2 separate regions of the Homo sapiens genome follow, and region 2 is linked to region 1. A link is a loop called in an ENCODE intact Hi-C map of the cell type or tissue named here. Cell type or tissue: IMR-90. All regions are shown on one strand. Each heading gives the region's core, and the rest is flanking DNA. Links, peaks and the distances in the headings are about the cores only.

What was found. A loop is a pair of places that touch in the nucleus more often than their neighbours do. Peaks named below come from ENCODE experiments on the same cell type or tissue, not always from the same donor. Only the 100,000 strongest peaks of a DNase experiment are listed, where the experiment ranks them.
Region 2: it touches region 1 in a loop (2.4-fold over the local background); 4 of 110 quality-filtered maps call a loop at or near these places.

What each region holds. Positions count from the first base shown.
Region 1 is chr6:25,068,911-25,073,579 of GRCh38, forward strand. No RefSeq gene overlaps it. Among named protein-coding and RNA genes, the nearest start is that of RIPOR2, 140 kb to the left of the region's middle. In IMR-90, for the core only: a CTCF peak has its summit at 2,056; a DNase peak (open chromatin) is centred at 2,031; H3K27ac peaks cover 215 bases.
Region 2 is chr6:24,908,899-24,913,567 of GRCh38, forward strand. All of the region lies in intron 1 of RIPOR2 (RHO family interacting cell polarization regulator 2), which reads right to left. Among named protein-coding and RNA genes, the nearest start is that of RIPOR2, 25 kb to the right of the region's middle. In IMR-90, for the core only: no CTCF peak of the experiment used is centred there; a DNase peak (open chromatin) is centred at 2,343; H3K4me3 peaks cover 1,931 bases; H3K27ac peaks cover 1,299 bases.

The DNA of each region.
Region 1 (4,669 bases), core at 744-3,243:
CTAATCATTGAGTCCCAAATGTCTAGTTGAACTTAATGCTTAATAACATCTATCTACCCAGAGGGCAACAAAATGTTTGTTCCTGGCTTGCGAGGCCACTGATATTTTCATTTTTTTTTCCTACAGAACTATTGGCCTGAGGCCCCTGGAAACATTGCTTCATTGCTTGGCCTTATAAGAATTTACTTGACCTATTTTGTGGAAGCACATTTACCCCAGTCTTAAAGGTTTTTCCATGCAAAAGAGATAAATGAAAATTTTTACTGCTAAGTTTCATTCACCTGAGCCAATCACAGCTACTGAAATGACCAGGTTGGTAAATGCTGTTTTAATGGAAACAGGCTCTCCACAGGTCCAGATGGGGTAGGTCCATGCCTCAAAAATGAAAAATTCTCTTTTTAGCTCCTTAGCTGGATTACTGGGCAGGGCTACCATTTTGTGAGTAGCAGATAATTATTAACACATGAGACTCTCTCATTCGGACTGCACCCTTCAATGGCGTGATATCTGTGGTTACACAGAGCGTCCAGTCCTCCCATCTTGGTTTTTTAGTTATGTAAGTGAAAGAACAAAACTACCCAACTCCCACCTGCCCACAGGCTGAGGCTGAGGAGGACCCTAAGAACCTACCCCCTACAACATGGCATTTCAAAGTTAAGGGAGTCTAGCTTTTGTGTACTGAAGGGAATGTTCATTAAGAAATGAATGTCTTAGACATAGGCCCCTTTCCTATTCCTGGTTGGCCTAAAGATGCATAATTTGAAAAAAAAAAAAAAAAAAAACGGCTCGGGGGGTGGTTGGGGAGAAGTGACTTCAAAACACAAGAAATAACATTGCTTTGCCTAATAAAGTGACGTTTGAACTCCTCTGCTTGGCAAGTTAGGAAAATATCCCTTCCTTCCTAAAAATGGAGACAACTTTCTGGGAAAATAAACATTTATTGCTCAAAGGTCTGTGGGTTTGAGTCCACCTTCACCTGCATGTTTAGCCATGGGAAGATCTCTAAGACAGCCATACTAAGAGTGTACCTGCCTGCCCTGGATGCCAGGAGGCCTTGAAGTCCAAAGCCAGCAGGGCTCCCTCCCTCTCAGCCATGGACCCCGGGGTCTTGCAGTGATACAGGTGGTGGCTGATTGCATCTATGAAGCCATTGAGGAATTATTAGTGTGAATATTTCATTTGGAAATGCACTGCCTAGGAACAGGCATGGTCCTAGGATGAGTTCCTATGAGGTCCTAGGATGAGTTCCTTTGAGTGGAAGAGGTCTCCTAAATCTTGGGTGAAGAATGCCTGGGTGAGATAGGAAGGAGAGATACATTTTTTTCCCTCTCCCTATAAAGAGGCCTGGATTTGAGAGCAGGAAATAATGATTAGGAGTTGTGTGCATCCCAAAGCACCCTCCTGTGAAGGGAGCCTTAGAGATGGGTGTGGTGGGGCATGCTTGTAGTCCCAGCTACTAGGGAGGGTGAGGTGGGAACACTGATAGAGCCCAGGAGTTTGATGCCAGCCTGGGAGACATAGTGAGATCTTCCATCTCATTCAGGAAGGAAGGGAAGGAAGGGAAGGGAGGGAGGAAGGTAGGAAGGGAGGGAGGGAGGGAGGGAGGAAGGAAGGAAGGAAGGGAGGGAGGGAGGGAGGGAGGAAGGAAGGAAGGAAGGAAGGTTAGTTTTTCACCAAAATAAGAGGAAGTCATACTTAGCATAAAACTTTAATTTTTAACCTTCTGCTCTGTAGTGTCCTTAAATACCCAAAAGCTTCGGTGAAGCGTGCCGCACATCAGCCTGCAAGGCAGTGGGGTGAACAGGACGCTACAGGGTGGAGGGGGTATCTGTGTGAAGACTCAAGGGAGAGCTTCCAAGGGACCACTGGGACCCCAAAGGAAGCCCCTCTCTTCCTAGATACATCAGATGAAACAAACTCTTGAAAAGGTGAAAGGCAGCCGCTTTAATTACTTTGAAGTCCTCATGGAGTCCACAGCTACAGCTTTCAAAGGGGCAAAAAGGAACTAGTGTGCCGGCCGCAGGGTTTTGATGTGGTCCTCTTCCGCCACCTGTCGACAACATAGGCTCATTGCAGTTTCCTAATGTACCTACTTGCAACTGTTCAAGGTAGCATTTTCTCCATTCAAATTAAAATTGAGTCCACAGGGAAAATACTTATTCTTACAATTCTAGTTTAACTATTTTTTTGGTTCAACTAACCTTGATTTTTAGCTGTTAAAATAATAACATGGCCATGACAAGAAGGCAAAGTTCTGATATCTTTTTTCTTACGTTTGGTTAATGCTTTAGAATATATGGAGGCACTGAATAAGGTTTTCGTTGTTTCTCAGAAAACATTATCCCCTTAAAGGTGTTGAAGGCATTTTTGGAAAAGAAAGAGTGCACGAGTAACATTTGCAAACAGCAGAGTGGTAGTTTCTGCAGAATTAACATTGTGGAGCACCGTGGGAAATATATGTTTAGGTAGAACACAGAAGACTGTCCATGTTACATGGGCCTGCACATTCACTGGAAGACTGAGATGCATCAGAACAATTGTTCATATCCTTTGATTCCATAATCCAATTTCAAGAATTTTCTTGCAAGAAAAGAATTTAAAACATGAAAAATGTAATATGGATGGTATCTTCATAAGATTGTTTAATAGTCAACAATTGAAGAAAAGTTGAAGCTATGGCTCATTCAGAATATGGAATATTATAATTATTTTAACATGTAGTAATATGAAAACATGATGTCTAAGAAGATATAAAATATCTAACTAAAAATAGAAATATTTAATAAAGCTAGAAAAGAATACTAAAAATATTATAACTGAGTTACAGCGGTAGAGTTAAGGGTTTACAATGTTATATATACTAATGTTTTTGTTTTTCTAATTCCACAACAAATATAAAAATGCTTTATAGTAATACATTTAAATGGTACAGAAGCATATAGAGTAAGAGGTAGAAGATTCCATTACCTTCCTGTCTTTCTTCTCCCTGTTAATAGATTGGTGTAAGTGCTTCACATCTTTGTCCTTGGAGTTACACACACACACACACATGCACATGCATGCACACTTACACCCACACATGCATATATACATTATATATTATTTACAGGCATACCTCAGAGTTATTGTGGGTTTGATTCCCGACCCCCGCGAGAAAACAAATAATAAAATGAGTCACACAAATTTTTTGGTTTCCCAGTGCATATAAAAGTTATGTTTATACTATACTATAGTCCATTATATGTGCAAGAGCATTATGTCTAAAAACCAATTATATATGTTAATTTAAAAAATGGTTCATTGCTAAAAAACATGCTAATGATCATCTGAGCCTTCAGCGAGTTGTAATCTTGCTCGTTGAGGGCCTTGCCTTGATGGTGGTAGTTGCTGAAGGCTAGGGTGGCTGGTGCAATTTCTTAAAATAAGACAGCAATGAAGTTTGCCACATCAATTGACTCTTCTTTTCACAGAGGATTTCTCTGTAGCATGTGATACTCTTTGATAGCCTTTTAATCACAGTAGAATTTCTTTCAAAATTGGAGTCAATCCTCTCGAATCCTGCCACTGTTTTATTAACTAAGTTTATGTTATATTCTAAATCATTTGTTGTCATTTGGACAGTGTTTACAGCCTCTTCACCAGGAGTATATTCCATCTCAAGAAACCATTTTCCTTGTTCATCCATAAGAAACAACTCCTCATCTGTTAGTTTTGAGATTGCAGCAAGTCAGTCACATCTTCAGGATTTACTACTAATTCTAGTTCTTTTGCTATTTCAACCACACCTGCAGTTACTTCATACACTGAAGTCTTGAACCCCTCAAAGTCATCCAAGAGAGTTGGAATCAACTTCTTCCATACTCCTGTTAATGTTGATATTCTTACATCCTCCCCATGAATCAGAGATGTTCTTGGTAGCATCTAGAAAGGTGAATCCTTTCAGAAGGTTTTAAATTTACTTTGCCCAGGTCCATGAGAGGAATTACTATCAATGGCAGTTGTGGCCTTATGAAATGTATTTGTTAAATAATCAGGCTTAAAAGTTAAAATTACTTCTTGATCCATGGGCTGCAGAATGGATGTTGTGTTTGCAGGCATGAAACCTTAATCTCCTTGTATATCTCCATCACAGCACCAGAGTGACTTGGCACATTGTCAATGAACAATAATATTTAGAAAGAAATAATTTTTTTCTGAGTAGCAGGTCTCAACAGTGGGCTTAAAATATTTAGTAACGTATACTGAAAACAAGTGTATTACCTGAAAACAGGCTTTGTTGTTCCATTGATAGAGGACAGGCAGAATAATGTGACATAATTCTTAAGGGCTCTAGGTTCTTAGAATGGTAAATGAGCTTTAGTTCCAACTTAAAGTCACCAGCCGCATTAGCCCTGAGCAAAAGATTCACATTGTACTTTGAAGCCAGGCATTGACTTCTCCTCTCTAGCTATGAAAGTCCTAGCTGGCATCTTCTTCCAGTAGAAGGCTGTTTCATCTATATTGAAAATCTATTGTTCAGTATAGCCACTTTCATCAATGATCCTAACTAGATCTTCAGGATAACTTGCTACAGTTTCTACATCAGCACTTACTGCTTCACCTTGCACTTTTTTTTTTCAGCACAATTTTTTTTTTTAATTTCAATAGGTTTTTGGGGAACAGGTGGTGT
Region 2 (4,669 bases), core at 1,228-3,727, 160 kb before region 1:
CGGTTTTCTTTCTCTGTAGCTTGGTATTTCTTTTTATTTATACTGAGGATAAAATATTCAAAGCGAAATCTCACATTAGAGTGTCAGAGGAAGAGAGAAGCAACAGCAATTGGGGGGTCCTTTGGAAAAGCAACATATGCAGTATGTTTTTGCTAAACAGATTCTCCAATGTTCAAGTTTTCAGATGTTTGGATGCAGTAAATTTTTGGACAGGCAGATGCATTATCTTCCTGGGGGAAAGGACACAATTTGACACTATTGCAACTGAAGGGGAAGCTAGCACAGAAAGCTAATCCTGAGTGCTGGGAGATGGGGGCTTCAGATAGGGGAGTTCCTCAAGCTGCTGTTACCCTAAGTTGGTACATCCCTGCAGTTTGTTCCTACAGAAGGATAACTACTGATGCTTCCTAATTAACCACTGGAGAATAGCCATGATGGTGCTGGTTCTCGGAGAGTTCGTGGCTGACATCCCCTGCTTGTGACAGCAGCTAAAATACAATTTGAGGAAAGTAGATGGTGTGAGTGGGCAAGCTCAGAGGCTGGTCCAAAATGGCTGGAGGAGCAAGGGGAAGAGGGGAATTGAGTGAGTGGGAATACCCGGGTAGGGGAGGGAAGGAGGTGGGTACACTCTCAGAGCAAGACAGACCCGATAGAAAACAAAAGGGAAGAAATGATTGTGTGTCAGCTAACAATCGAGCAGACGCTCACACAGGATGCCCAGTCCCATAGAGATGGCCAAGTACAATTTCTTCAGAATGGGGGCAGTGATTAGTCACAATCCTAGACCTTCTACCAAGCGTGTGGACGTAAGAGGGTAGGAAGTGGGGAGCAGGGAGGAAACAGCCCCAACATATATTTTATCATAACTGTTTTCCCAGATTAAAAGCTTGAACATTTTTCCTCAGTCACTCAAGCAACATGTAGGTATCTCCAAGACAGGGACCTACGAGCCTACCAATCTCACTCTGCGCCACCCCCATCCCAGCAGAATCAGCCCGGTTCTCCTGCTTTTCCACTTGCTCTCTCGCTCTCCAGGGAGCTGTCACTTCTCACAGCGCCTCTGCCACCTTAGCACCTGATGACTTCTGCTTATCTAATTTCAAAATGCACCTACTCCCTTCGAACGTGAGGGGTCTCTATCTGCTGCCCACTGCCCTGTAAGAGGGAGCTAGAAGGTTATCGTCTCGGGCAAGAGAGCTGCACATGCTCCGCTTGACCAGCCCCCTCCCATGCCACGGACTCCTGCTAGGGTGCTCCTGTCCTCAGGTGCATCCCCTCCCCCCATCTTTCCAGACACAGATCGGCATCAAAGCAACACATTTTTTCCTTTCTTGCCCCTCTTCCCAATTCTCATCCTCCCATTCCACCTGGCCAATTTGGAATTCAGACACGGTGAGGAACGAGCTGGTTCATAGTCCAGCTCAAACGGGCAGCCCGGGGGCAAATGAAGACCCTTGAGACTGCCATCCCAGCCCTGAGCTGGATTCCCCATAGGCTCTGCGAGTGCCGAAGTCGTTCCGTGCCAGGGGGCCACCCAGGACTCCCATCTGGGGGCGCTCGCACACACACCCCTCCCTGACTCCCGGGGCCCGGCGCTTCCTCGCCCCAGAAATGTCCCAACCCCGGGCAATGCTGTGGGCCCCTCTAACCTTGGCCCGTTCCTCCACTCCCCAGGGCATCCTTCAGTTCTGCTTGCAAAAAGTGCGCGTGCCCCTTTCGCTCAGCAACTTCCCGACCGTACCCTGTGGGCTTCAGATGCCCGAACCCACCAGGGTGGTGGAAGCTGAGGACGCTCCAGTTTCAACGGCTGCTTAGCATTCAACGCTCATTCAAGTCGAGGACACCCCTCCCCACACAGACCTCACCGCGTTGTACGCAAAATCAGAAGCAAAAAAGGAGAAATGAAAAGGTGAACCTACCTAACGACGACGGCTCCTTGTCATGTCAGGGGCACACTCAGGGTTCTCTGGCATATAAAAGCCTCCGCACCAATGCAATGCCCGGAGCTGCCCGCACCTCCGGCTTTGCAGACAGCCTGAGCTGGCTCACTTGGGTGAAGGGGACCCCGGGAGGAAGTCGGGTGGACGCGAGCTGTCCCCAGCGCCGGCTGCCCTGCCGCGTCCGCTCGCAGCAGCTGCGGCGCGCGGGGTGAAGTTGCGGGGCTGGCGGGCGCGAGGGTGGCGGAGCGCGGAGCTAGAGCGGCGGAGCGGGCGGAGGGGCGGGAGCCGTGAGGAGGGGGAGGCGCGGCGCGGGGGCCGGCGGCGTCACTTGTGCTGGGAGGGGAGGGCGGGTGGAGACAGCTGCTTGACAGCTACTTCAGCCCAACTCCAGGAGGCTGCGCTTCGGTGCCTGCTTCCAGCTGATCGCCGGCACGCCAGGCTCCTTTGCAAGAGCTGGCGCGGCAGCTTTGGAGTGACCCGTGGAATCGCGCCGGGGAGCGAGCCCGGTGGATCCAGCGCGCTGGAGGGAGAGGGCAGAGGAAAGGAGCCGAGGCAAGGAAAGGCCCTTTCAGCTAACCTTTTGGGATCTTTCATACAAGCTGGGCTGTGCATTGAAAAAAATGAGGCGGTGGTGTATGGGGTGGGGGCGGTGTGAGGGTGAGGTTGGCTGCCCACGGCAAGGGTTGTGCTGGAAAGCCCCGCTGAAGAGGGCTGCTTTGTAGGGCACTCTCTCTACCGGGGCTGCTTTGGACACAGCTCTCATAAAGATGGCAGAAAGAGAATTGTTTTTTATTTTGTTCTGGTGGATTTGAATGATAAAGGTTTCCTGTGGGGAAAGCATGGGTCTGCCTGATAGACAGACATTCCCAAAAAAGGGCCTTTTGGAGTGGAAACTGTATGGAACTGGGAGTCGACAAGGACCCAGGGAAAAGGTCCTGACTCAGTCTCCATCCTTACATAGGGATTCCCTGCTATGCCTCAGTCTCCTCATCTGTTAAGTGATCATAATGAATAAATTGTGTATTTAGAATATGTTAACTAGAATAGTACCACAAGACACATCCACTCCCTCCCACACCACTTGAGATTCAGTCACCTTGTGAAAGGATCAGTAATAATCAGTGAGCTGAGACATTAGCCGAAAGGGAACATCCTAGGAGACATGTCAACATGGGAAACACCCACATCCAGTCGTGGTCTGGGCACTGCATCCTCGGGCTGGAATACAAGCAGCCAGAACCATCGCCTGATAAACTGTGTCATAACTCACCTAGGAATACAACAGAAAGGGCAAAATCGGCTTGATCCCCAGAAAGAACGCCCAAGAGCATGCCTTTACTAGACTGTGAGTTCATAGGGCAGGGACCATCTCTGTCTGATATAAGCTGTCCCCAGCACAGAGCAGGCACTCCATAGCTACATATTGAATGAAAGATGGATCACCCAGTCATTCTGAAGCACCCCTTCACTCTTACATTGATCCTTTTATTTCCCTTGCCAACCCCACCCTGCAACTTATCTGCAACCACATAGCTTTTGCTCATTTCCAAATGGCCACATCTATTCATTAGGATCCAGTTTAAATACCTTAATCTGCATCCATTTTTCCAAGATCCCTTGCCCCCCCCCTTTTTTTTTTGCCCTTTCATTTCAGAGCTTTTATAGCACCTTAGTTTACTCTCCAGATGCCTACACCTTCCACCTTGTATCATGACTATTTGTGTAGAGATGGATGGTTCCAAACATTTCTCTATTTACTGGAGTCTGGAGAAAGAGACCTGGAAAGAAGTACAAATATGCAGTAGAAGTTTGGGGAGAACTGAGTAAAGCGCTACTACGGATTAGCACAGTACTAATGGTCTCATAGGACGAATCTGGAGGGAGAAGGGCCTGACATCCACCCTGGAGAGAAGCCAACTGTATTTCCCCACCTTCCCACTCCCATCACCTTCCTGACTCAGGAATGGCACTGTTGTAAGTGACATATAACCTTTTATGAGAGGGAGGAGGAAGAGGATGAAAAGAGAGATGAGGCAGATGATGTTAGGTACTTTATAGATATTATCCCACTGAAGCCTGTCATCTCTTTCCCATAGCTGCCTCCACTTAAAAGATAAGACTACTGATACTCTGAGAAGATGAACAAGTAACTTCCTGATGATCACAAAGATGAAGCTAGTGTTGAAAGTCAGATGTGATTCCAAATCAAGTGCTCTTTTTACTACAGCACATTCCACTCCCACCCCCAACTTACCCTATTGGGCTGAGGGGTATCTTGCTGAGGTTTGGGCATGACTGTGGGCATGACTTGAGTGTGTGTGTGTGTGTGTGTGTGTGTGTATGTGCACATACAGAGCAGAGACCAGAAAGAAGCATGGAGTGGCTCCCCAAGCTGCTGCCTTTAGAGATTCCATGAGGTTGCCCCACTCACCGCTGTGGATTTAGGACTGAAGCTCTAAACAGGAATGAAGAGGGCACAGTGGGCTGCATCTCCCCTTGAGGGAGCTTCCTTAGGAAGGGAGCAGAACGTGTGGAGTATGGAAGGTGAAGGGCCAACACAGGCCTGAACTGACTGCATTAGACTGGAAGCTCTGGCAATTGGGATCTGTCCTGGGTGACTTTGTAGACCCCACAGTTCCTCCCACAGAGTACCTCCAGAGAACAGGTACATGTGTGACTGAGGGACCAGGCAGCACAGATCTAAACAACCACGACACACTGTGTATTGG